2 separate regions of the Mus musculus genome follow, and region 2 is linked to region 1. Evidence: chromatin contacts called from ENCODE Hi-C or POLR2A ChIA-PET data. All regions are on one chromosome and are shown on one strand. Each heading gives the region's core, a stretch centred on a gene start or an enhancer-like site at or near the end of the contact. The rest is flanking DNA. Distances are from core to core; before and after follow the strand shown. Region 1 overlaps Lrp11 (low density lipoprotein receptor-related protein 11). Region 2 holds the start of A630066F11Rik (RIKEN cDNA A630066F11 gene).

Region 1 (5,854 bases), core at 2,966-5,465:
TGGAGAAGAGCAGCGACAGGTGACAGAACAATAGAGCCATCTAGGTCAGAAGGCTCCACCCCAGGTGGTCTCATTCTCTGTGGCAGCAATGTTTTCATCAGCCCGCTTCAGGCTGGGGGAGGCTCCACACACATACACACACACACACCACCACCACCACACACACCACATCACACACCCATACACCCCATACCATATACACACACACCGCACACACACCACACCACACCACACCACACACACCATACCTCGCGCACACACACACATACACCACACACACACACACACACACACACATACACCACACACACATACACCACACCACACACACACACACCATACCACACACCACACCATACCATACACCACACCACACCACACAAATGGGTGTGGGCATTCACACATACAACTGCACAGACACACAACTCCATTTAAAAGGAAAAGAATATGTTTCAGTATTCTGATAAGATATAGATGAGGGGAGGGATGGAGAGAGAGGAAGTGGGGAGGAAGAAGGAGAGGGAAAGAGACTTAAATAGGCATTAGCAACCTCATACCTGATTTGGAAAATAGAAATTTTCATGAATTTCATATCTGTTTTGTCATGCGTGGTGGGCCTGAGCCACAGGATTAGAACTGAGATTTAGGAGTCCACCCAAAATTTGCCCCCCCCCCACCTTTAGCCTAAACACTGGTTTTCATCTTTGATCAACCCAGACTCTGAGGCTAACAGACCGTCCATGGACAGGCAGAACTGGGGCTGTTAGATTCCAAGCTGAAGAGGTTAGGGGTGTCTGAGCTCCTATCAGGAGAACAAAGTTTCTTTCTTTGTCTTGGTCCTGACACTTGTAGGCCACTTAATCCTTTGAAAATGCCTCTCATGAGGATGGCACTAGGCACCAGCGGTGGCTGTAACCCCCAGGGCACTGGGATAGGATGGCACTAGGAGCCAGCAATGGCTGTAACCCCCAGGGCACTGGGATAGGATGGCACTAGGAGCCAGCGGTGGCTGTAAGCCCCCAGGGCACTGGGATAGGATAGCACTAGGCGCCAGCGGTGGCTGTAACCCCCAGGGCACTGGGATAGGATAGCACTAGGAGCCAGCGGTGGCTCTAAACCCCCAGGGCAGTGGGATGCAAGGAGGGGAAGTGGGTTCTGCATGCTTCCAGACTGCAGGGCTGTGGGATGGGAGATGGTTCTAGAACCAGCTTCTAAGTTGTGCATTGGCTGCAGGTTTTCTTACCTTAAAACTTGTTACCCCTGGACACTTCCATATCCTTCCCTATGCTCTAGACACAGGACTGTCCTTGGTGTTCTGCTATTAACCTGCAGTTTAAAAAGCCCTTTCGTGTGAAATCAGCTCCAGGTCAAGATGAGGCCAGCTGTATCTGGGATCAGTTTTAAGTGCCTAAAGTGAAGGCTGTCTGGAGGGAACTCCTCAGCTACCCTCAGACTGTTCTGTCTGCCCCACCCTCTCTTCCTTTCCTATGGGAAAAGGGCATTCCCACCCATGACCGCCTCTCTTTGATGTAGCCATCTCCTCAGCTGTATTTTGTGGTCATCTCTTAGTCTCCCTCTCTCCACGGGTTCATAACCTCTGTGGCTGCAAGCATTCGGGTGTTTTTCTGTGCACAAAACATTCAATAGCCCAGTCTCCTGTAAATAAATTTCCATTTGCTAATCCAGCGGACTCCCCAGGGCCCACCCTGGGAGCCTTTATGCTCTGTCGAGCATCCCTCGCTCCCCAACCAATCTCCGTGAAGTGTCTTCTGCTGCCTTCCTGTCTCTGTCCTCTGACTCCTGTCCATGGAGCCTGCTCCTGTTGGGTCTTCTGGATCTTCCTTTCTATCTATTGATCTCATGTTCACTGCAACAGCCACGGCCTCTGTGCTGACAGCCCCTAGATACCTAAACCAGATAACAGAGGAGCCTCAGGGGACATTGCTGGACTCTTCTACAACAGTGGTTTCTCAACCTGTGGGTCACAACCCTTTTGGGGTTGAATGAAAGAGTCACCTAAGGCCATCGGAAATATGTGAGACCACAGGCAGGTCCGCCCACATGCAGATACCCAGACCTGTACTAAAGGGCTTCAACATTAGGAAATTTGAGAACTACAGTCCTATAGGCAGGTTAATCAGAAAATGCTCCAAAGTATACACATGTATTCAAGAACAAACACATGTAACAAACTTAAGACCCAAGTCACTCGGGCAAAGTCTTCCTTCCCTACAGGCAGACACGACTCTGTTGTTGTAACAGTATTACACTGTAGTCTTTCTACTAAATGTCTGTCTACTCAGATTTAAGTTACTCAGATATGTTCTCACATCCCTGATAGGGAAATCAGCACTGTAGGGACTAGACCACAGGTGACACGGAATTAGATGCCTCAGTTTTCATTGTGTGTAATGTGGGCACAACATTAGTACCAGCTCATGTGGTTGAGTTACTTCAGCTATAAAGCTAGCACTTAGTATATCCTTGGGGCTGGGTATTTTTGTGAGCAACAATTAAAAAAAATGTTTATCTTTGATTGGTAGCACTTAGGCCAGTGTCTGGCACATGGAAAGCTATCAATGAGCACAGAATAAATAAGCAAAATGAAATGTTTCAGAATCGAACTGCACGCGGATATGTTGGCTCCTCTAGTTTGCCCAGTTGCAAGAAGGTGCAACTAAAAATAGTGTCACCATGTCATCACAACCTGGCCCTACTCAAGTGTGGAGGGGACTAAGAATAGAAGCTGCTGCTGAGCCTGACTGGAGACAGATCTACCATGCCCCTTCAAGACTCTGCAAGACTGCAGGCTATTCTGGTCTGACACCTAGGACCAGCCCCATGGGAAACCAAAGTTACACCAGCAGATCTTTACACTTTCAGTTTTAATTAGAATATAATTACATTAGTCCCTACCTCCCCTTTCTCAAATGCTTCCCCTAACCCTGGAAAGTTCATGGACTCTTTTTATTATTGTTTTACACACACACACACACACACACACACACACACGCACGCACACCTTGCATAAATACAATCTGCTTAGTCTGTTTAGTGTTGCCTATATGCCTCTGGTTTTAGGGCTGACCAAATATCCCAGCATATTTAAGGTTAGTTTTCAATAAATGGTCTACTGGGGGATAGTAGGATCCCTAGATTAAAAAAAAAAAAGTTAAAAGTTAATTGTATGTATATGGGGTACCACACAAGCGCCTGGTGCCTGTGGAGGCCAAAAGAGGGCATCAGATCCCTGGAACTAGAGTTACAGATGGTTGTGAGCTGCCAAGTGCATGCTGGGAGTTGAAGCTGGGTCCTCTGGAAGAGAGATAAGTGCTCTTAACTATTGAGCCATCTATGATACCCTGGAAGTGAATATCTTAAGCTCTACCAGAACCAGAAATCAGGAGTTAGACTACAGCTAATGAGAAGATGATCATGTCTGGCCATAACTGTCATGTATGACGATAATGAAAACATTTCTCATGGTCACAGTCTCTACTATAGTTGGAGATAAGGATGATGTCACTGCAGTGGCTCTACTCCTGATGCCAATTTTGTAAAGAAAAAAAAAATTGTAAGAACAATTTGTAAAGAATTTGGTTTAAGACTTGACCTATGCAGGGGAATTAACCTCCCTGTGCCTTTGTCAAAAAGCAACAGTAAAACTAGCATCAACTGGAGCTATTCAGACAGGGTAAATTAATGCATGCCAAGTATCACATAGTAGCCAGTAGCAATCACTGTTGCCAATCACTTACTGTCACTTTTTTTTTTTTCCAAACCTTGCACAGGTGCGGTGCTACCTCTGGCATTAGGTCTGGCCATCACTGTTTTGTTGCTTCTCATGGTGACATGCCGACTCCGACTGGTGAAGCAGAAACTCAAGAAAGCCCGGCCCATTACATCTGAGGAATCGGACTACCTCATCAATGGGATGTATCTGTAACAACGCTATTTAAGCAGCTCGGGGCAAGGATGGCTATCACTCACAATCTGTTCTTTGGGTTCTATCATTAAGATGTTTTGTTTTAAACTGTGCTAGAAGACAGTGCAAACACAAGCCTTGACTTATCATGAAATAATTTCCCTGGGATGTACAATGTCTTCAAAGGTAGAGAGGAATTCATAAGACTGAAGCTTGTTTGCTGAGACAGAAAGTCAGCATGTGACAAGGTGACAGATGGAAGTCCTGCCTTTTATTTGTGAGGTGCCAACTGCTGGCCCCTATCAGCTTTCTTATCTTCTGGCTCTCTTCTCTCCACTGAGTTCTCATGAGCTACACTTTCTTTTCCTCTGCTAAATACCTCTGAAAAAGGATCTTAAGTGAATTTACCCTCAGTGAGATGTTACCAATGGCAGGTCTGTCTGGATGTTATAAGCATGCTGATTAGATCAGTGATGTCCCACAGGGGAGGAATATAGGTTCTCCACCCAGCCCCACCCTATGCTTCTGACCAGGCCAAGGTGGTAGCTGCCACACCTGGCTGACCTTAGAAGAATCCCTTTTGGCTAGGGGCAACTGTAGGTGGTTATGAAATGAGAACAAGCTGGCAGCAGAGGAGAGGGACCTGGCAGGCAAAAGCAAATAGAACCCCAGCCGTGGGATTCGTAAGGACAATCTACTCAATGCTGCTTCATGGAATGGAGCGGTGTGGCTGCTTTACATGTGCACTGGTTTTCAACATGAGCCTTTCTGATGAAAAAACGTGCGAATTATCAATCCAAAAGGTGATGTCTGGGTGTTTGTAAACATGTTGCCATGTCCAGGTATCACAGGCTTTTCAATGGAATGGGTCCTGATGCTTCCCTTCGTGTGTCTTGCAGGGCTGGAGGTGGGACCCAGGAGCCTGGTTGGGCTAGATAAGTGCTCTACCACTGATCTACACCCCAGCCCTCACTGTTCTTTATGTTATTAAAATGTTATAATGTACAATCAGCTAATGTCAGGATGTATTTCCAGAGCAGAAAGCACTTTTGCACAAGTTCCCCTTTGCAGGAAACTGGCATCCAGCTTAACACCTTTAAGTTTGTAGACAGTAAAGGCAGACCTTCCCATCACCACTTAGTGCCAGGTTGTATACTCTAGAGGCTACTCTGAGGGGACTGCAGTGTGGTGCCTGTTTATAATCATGATGTTCCTAGTTCTTTACCCTGAGTGGCAAACGTTACAAAACACTAAAAACCACTGTAGTCTCATTAGTTTAGACTCAATATAAAGTAGGTGGTTCCTTTAACAAGGGGTTTGATTTTGGTGAGGGAATATAACCTATTGAAATGTATTAATCAAAGGGTAGTTCTAGAAAAACAAATGTTTGCTTTTGTCTCTTGAGACTCTAACTCCAGCCTCTTACTGACTATTTAGAGCTAATCAATGGTGTAAATGTTACAGTAGCAGTCTGAGAGATGAATGTTGAGTGAACTTACCTACACTCTGTGATGCTGTGCGGCTCATTTTCATAGAGGTCACCTATAGCCATACCCAGTAAATAGAAACTGATAAGGCATGTTTCTTTCTGCACATCTTTTATATACAAAGAAGTTATCTACAATCTAGTATTGCTATTGTTTTGAAGTACTTGAGAAAAGATGCCTTGTATGTACCAGTCCTTTAATAAACTATTTTATTCTTATGCCTTTAAAAAAAATTCTTTCTTATAAATTATAGATTACTAAATGTGCCCAAACTCTAGTATTTGGATTTAGTCATGCCAACTCTGTTTTCACAAATGGACCCTGAGGGTTGTAGGAAAGTGAGTCACCCCAAGCCACATGAAGTCTGCTGGAGATCAGGCCCTACTTGGTGCTCCTTATCTCCAGCTGGACAAGGCCTCTAAGAGTCGTCTTGTCAGTGACT
Region 2 (5,105 bases), core at 2,503-5,002, 39 kb after region 1:
CTGGCAAGAGTGCCTTCAGGAGAAATAAACTGGCTGTCATCAATCCCCTGAGCACAGAGTCATTCATGAACGGAGTTCTAAAAGACTGGGCCAGAATGTTTCTTAAACGTTATTTTAAAATATATAACTGATAACGCAGAAACAGCGGCAGAATGTGTCCTTGTATTTTCAATTCTGTGTCTATGTAGTCCCAGGGTTTGCAACTGAACATGCACAACTCAAGAATTCATGAGCTATAGTCTCCAGCTCTAGTTGTCTAACAAGCTCTGTAGGTGATCCACAACTGTAAGGCCTGCTTAAGCTTTAGAGAAACTGTTCAAACTTACCAAAGAACAGTCATCACACATAAGCCGACGAATCGTAAGAAATCTATCACACATTCTCAAAGTGTACAAATGATGTATTACTATAAAATCAAGTACAAAAGGGAAAGTAAATAATTTCAACAAATTACAGTATTCAAATTAAGGAAACCATATAGTTCATTTTGAGAAAAAATTTAAAAAATTAAACTCGAACCTCCACTTCCAATTTGGAGGTCCCTTTGCTTCAGTATCATCATGATCATTTCTTTCTTTCTTTCTTTCTTTCTTTCTTTCTTTCTTTCTTTCTTTTTTTTTTGATCATATTTCTAAGACTTCAATTAAAAGCCCTTCATTCTGGAGGCATGTCTAAGACACGAGGTTTAAACTCAAATACCACACAATTAAAAATAAAATTTTAGAAAAATATATAAGAAAGAAAGAAGCAGATATTTTCTTTCTCGATTTTGTTTGTTTGCTTTTCAAGACAGGGTTCTTCTGCACAGCCCTGGCTGCCCTGGGTACTTGCTCTGTAAGCCAAGTTGGCCTCAGACTCAGAGACCTACCTGACTCTGGCTCCCCAGTGCTGGCATGCACCACCACTACCCTGCAGAAGCAGGTATTTTCAAACTGTGTGCCAAGTGCAAATTTCATATGGGTAAATACCATTTTAAAAATAAAATGCTATACAAATAAAAATAAGCTGATTAGTTAGAATTATCTCAAGTTTAAAGTTTCAGAAGTGTCCAAGTATTTTTAAAGAAAGCTAAATAGCTTGAATTCTCTAATTTCCTCTTACTAATGAATTATATACTTAGTATGAAACTAAATATCTACCATGCAATATATATATATATATATATATATATATATATATATACACACACACATATATATGTATAAATATATATACACACACATATATATGTTTATACCATACACTATATATGTATAGTATAAAACTAAATATCTACCATCCATAAATGTTAAATATTTTTTGTATCCTTAGAAGTTTCAGTTAAGTAATACAATACAGTAAAGTGATTATAAAACCACTTGGAAGCCGGGCGTGGTGGCGCATGCCTTTGATCCCAGCACTCAGGAGGTAAAGGCAGGCGGATTTCTGAGTTCGAGGCCAGCCTGGTCTACAAAGTGAGTTCCAGGACAGCCAGGACTACACAGAGAAACCCTGTCTAGAAAAACCAAAAACTAAAAATAAATAAATAAATAAAAATAAGACCACTTGGAAAAGATCTAGTGTTGGGTTACCACAAATTTGGCTACAAAAGAGACTTTAAAAGCTTGACAGATCACAAATGTCTACCACAGCCAAGTGTCTACTGTGATAACCTCTTAGGGGGAAAATTACCTAGTCACAAAATTCATGTTCAGAATGTTTTATGCTGCAATAGGAGGCACTTAGCTCATGTTATCAAATTTTATAGAACATTTCTTAATCCTGGGCTTATGTGTAAGCCACAAGAACATAAACAACACTTTACACTATTGCCTCAGTGTTTAAATATCTATTTGCTTTCAGATATACTTCTACAAAGAGAATGTTGACAAAGTTTGATAACATTTAGCTATCTAAACATACTTCATTGCCTTTCATTAACATCTAATGTCTATTTAACTATGATTCTTAAAATGTGATGATTAATATTAAGTACCAAATGTCCTACTTATTTCTCTCATTCACTTTTTTTTTTGTTTTGTTTTTGTTTTTGTTTTTCTAGACAGGGTTTCTCTTTATAGCCCTGGCTGTCCTGGAACTCACTTTGTAGACCAGGCTGGCCTCAAACTCAGAAATCCGCCTGCCTCTGCCTCCTGAGTGCTGGGATTAAAGGAGTGCGCCACCAAACCCGGCTCTCATTCACTTTTTTGTACCTTACATAGATCTCAGCATTTAATGCAAAGGGGATTGGCATTCCTGGGAGGGGTGGGGGTGGGGGTGGGGGTGGGGATGACTATTGATTCTTTGAGAAAATTCCATTGTTTAGCGTTCCAGCCCTCACGGTGATTATGAATAGAGTTGAGAAGTAAGATAAATACCTCAAAGGCTTAAAAAAAAAAAAGAAAAAGAAAAAGAAGAAGAGAAAAGAAAAGTCGCAAGAAAATTAAAAACATCACCCAGCAGACTATGATTATTTTTGAAAATTGGTGGCAAAAGAAGCTGTGAATTCTGATCAGGGTGAGGTTATGAACTTGCAGCTCTTCTTGGTCTCTGAGCCAGACAACAACACTATTTCAATTTAGAAAGGAAAGTGACACAGCATTCATTCTATCCTGAAACTATCATCAAAGGAAGCAATACAGTGACTACAGAAAATGCTATTCTTTAAAAAAACAAAAAAAAAAAAACAAAAACAAAAAAAAAAACAAAAACAAAACAAAAAACTTTTCAAACGCGCTTTTAAAAGCCAATGAACACTCTTGAAAAAAAAAGTTGGAACATTTTATACACACAATGGTCTGCTGGATTCAAAGACTCCAAACAAAGTCTCTTAGGAGCAGCATGCTCTGACAATCCCTCGCTCCCCCGCCGCCCCCCCCCCCCCAAGGGCCTATACTTTGGACAGCAACCTGAGAAACTGCTCCCAGCAACCGCAATAGTCGGAACCTCCTCTCCCCTCCCCTTGCTATCAGACAGCAGCATCTCCCTCCAAAGGAAAAAACAGAGGGCGGGGGAGGCAGAAAACAGAAAGCTTGCAGGGAATCAACCGAGAACAGTGAGAGAACCCGTAGGCCGAAGGTGGTGTCCCCTCGGTGCTAGTCCAGTCACCAGAAACAAGCCTGCACTTCCCCACCCTGAAGTCACGCCCCTCGCTAGTGGGACCGCAGACTCCAGCAACAGCCCCGCCACCTGTGCCGCACCCAGTCCCCCGCAGCCTGCGAGGAGGCAACTGCCCGTGTCCCACCCGCAGCAGCTCCCTCTTGGCTACTACCCTCTTCCCATCCACATCGCCGAGTGACAGGTCCCGGGAGAGGAGACTGCAAAAACGCACGGCGTTCCGAACTCCCGGTGCAACCGCGCTGCGACGCCCTCCAGCAGGCGCAGGGGTGCAGACCGAACGTTCCGGATTGTCAGGGGGGGACAGCGTCCAGGCCCGGCCCTGCTCCCTGGCCCACGCCGGGCGGGGGTGGCACTTACTGCGGAGGTTGTGGATTAGCTCCGAGTGGCTGGCGCCGCCGGATTTCCAGGCCATCGCGAAGCACACCCGGAGCAGGTACAGAACCACCTTCAGCGCGGCGACGGTCCCTAGCAGTTTCCCCAAGAGTGAGACCACCTCCCACACGGTCACCGCCCCGCTGGTGTCCCCGCTCGAGCGGCCGCTGTTACTGCCGTCGCTGCCACTGCCGCCAATGCGCGCTCCCGGCATCCCCCGCGGCACGCATGCGCTCTGTGACGCCGCGCAGTCCGGGGTGCGGCCAGGCGGGGCCCGCGGCGGGGGAGTCCTGGAGCCCAGTAGCGAGCGGGGGCGATAACCAGTGCTCGGTGGCCGCAGCGAGGTCGCACAAACGAACGCTGCTCAGTTCCCCTTCCTGAGGCCTGCACCTGCCTCCGTCCTGCGGCCGGCGAGCTGGTGTTCTGCGTGATGAGGCTCCTTCCTAGCCGCGGCTCTGGCTGATGCGGGATGGCGGGTCCGACGTGTGCCGCCTTCTTGGGCTCCGCAATCGCCACTCCGTCAGCTGTTGCGAGCGGCCGGTCTGCTCCTATGGCTGTCTAGATTGCTAGATGGTGTGCTGACTCCGTCTTGCCTCGTCCAACCCGGTGCACTAACCTAAGGCTTCTGGATGGGGCCAAAATAATCATTTTAACAGAGCCCAAGGGCAAAGGGCCTCTCAGGTACGAAGTCCACTAGCCTATGTCTCAGCACGGTCCTGATGAAGCAGAGGCTCTGGTTTGTTTTCAGCTCTGAAGGCATAAATTCAAGGTGGAAGAATACCGTGACATGGAATTGGGGGTAGGGATGCTTCCCTGGTTAAGAGCAAAAGTAGCCGAGAGCTATAATTGGTTACAAAATAAGCTCAGTACCCTGTGGTGGAAGTGTTATTCTTCCTACCCAAGTATGAGTTTCAGCTTAAGCTCACAAATTCCATCCTTAGACTGGACACCAATTTTACTGCTTTCATCTCTGCAACATTCTAAGAATTGACAGGAAACACTGTCTGCCGCATCCAACGTGTGCTAACTTGAACTGAGACACAGCCATGACTCCAGTAAACTTTCAGGAAGGAAACGAAGATAAGACACCTATGCTGTGCTGTGATGTCAGGAGCAATTTCCAAATTACAGTTCTTACCAAACTTCATCAGTTGCAACACTCAACCTGCATCCAACCTGAAATGTCTATCACCTATTTTCATGACTCCTGTAACTAACTATAAATGTCAGTGTTGTTCAACATTAAGAGTAAAGCGATGAGTTTTAGACCGTCCGTTTTTTTCCTACCCAGTACCACCTGCTCTTCTAGTCTGAGTGTAAAAGTTCATTAGAATCTCCTTGTGCTTAGGTACTTTCATCTGACTGCTTTTCTGTATGGGTCATGATGTTTACATCTGATGAGTTTAATCCAAATACCTTTTCCTGCTCCTCAGTCCATAAATATCACTCAACCTCAGCTTAGGTGAAGTGGTCCAGAGATGACCTTGTTTTCTCCATTTTCAAATGATTGGTCACCTCATAAATTCTATCTTGCAAAACCTATCATTTCGGTGACTGGCATTTTGTATGGGGAAAAGAAATAGCCAGGTTGGGTAACAGTCTTGCTGCTGGAAAACGAAACAAAACAAAAATCC

Evidence for each region. Hi-C counts contacts between places; a loop is a spot of excess contacts on that map. ChIA-PET counts read pairs that join two places held with the same protein, here RNA polymerase II (POLR2A).
Region 2: a map of gastrocnemius shows a loop between it and region 1 (2.2-fold over the local background). The contact joins the promoter of A630066F11Rik here to the enhancer-like site in region 1. A Hi-C loop is called at or near these places in 2 of 37 maps with a recorded cell type or tissue (both gastrocnemius). POLR2A ChIA-PET finds 5 or more read pairs at or near these places in 5 of 5 experiments (Patski and embryonic stem cell).

What each region holds. Positions count from the first base shown.
Region 1 is chr10:7,619,839-7,625,692 of GRCm38, forward strand. Lrp11 (low density lipoprotein receptor-related protein 11) reads left to right here. Exons shown (of 7, transcript NM_172784.4): 7 at 3,792-4,930. The coding sequence ends at 3,946. Among named protein-coding and RNA genes, the nearest start is that of Gm16254, 14 kb to the left of the region's middle. Within about 2 kb of position 4,216, at least 1 of the 3 ENCODE cell types and tissues checked has a DNase peak (open chromatin) inside an H3K27ac peak, as active enhancers do; it is gastrocnemius, where a contact is called at or near this core.
Region 2 is chr10:7,659,619-7,664,723 of GRCm38, forward strand. It overlaps A630066F11Rik (RIKEN cDNA A630066F11 gene), which reads left to right and starts at 3,753. Exons shown (of 1, transcript NR_030698.1): 1 at 3,753-5,005. Pcmt1 (protein-L-isoaspartate (D-aspartate) O-methyltransferase 1) reads right to left here and starts at 3,990. Exons shown (of 8, transcript NM_001347228.2): 1 at 3,457-3,990. The coding sequence starts at 3,685.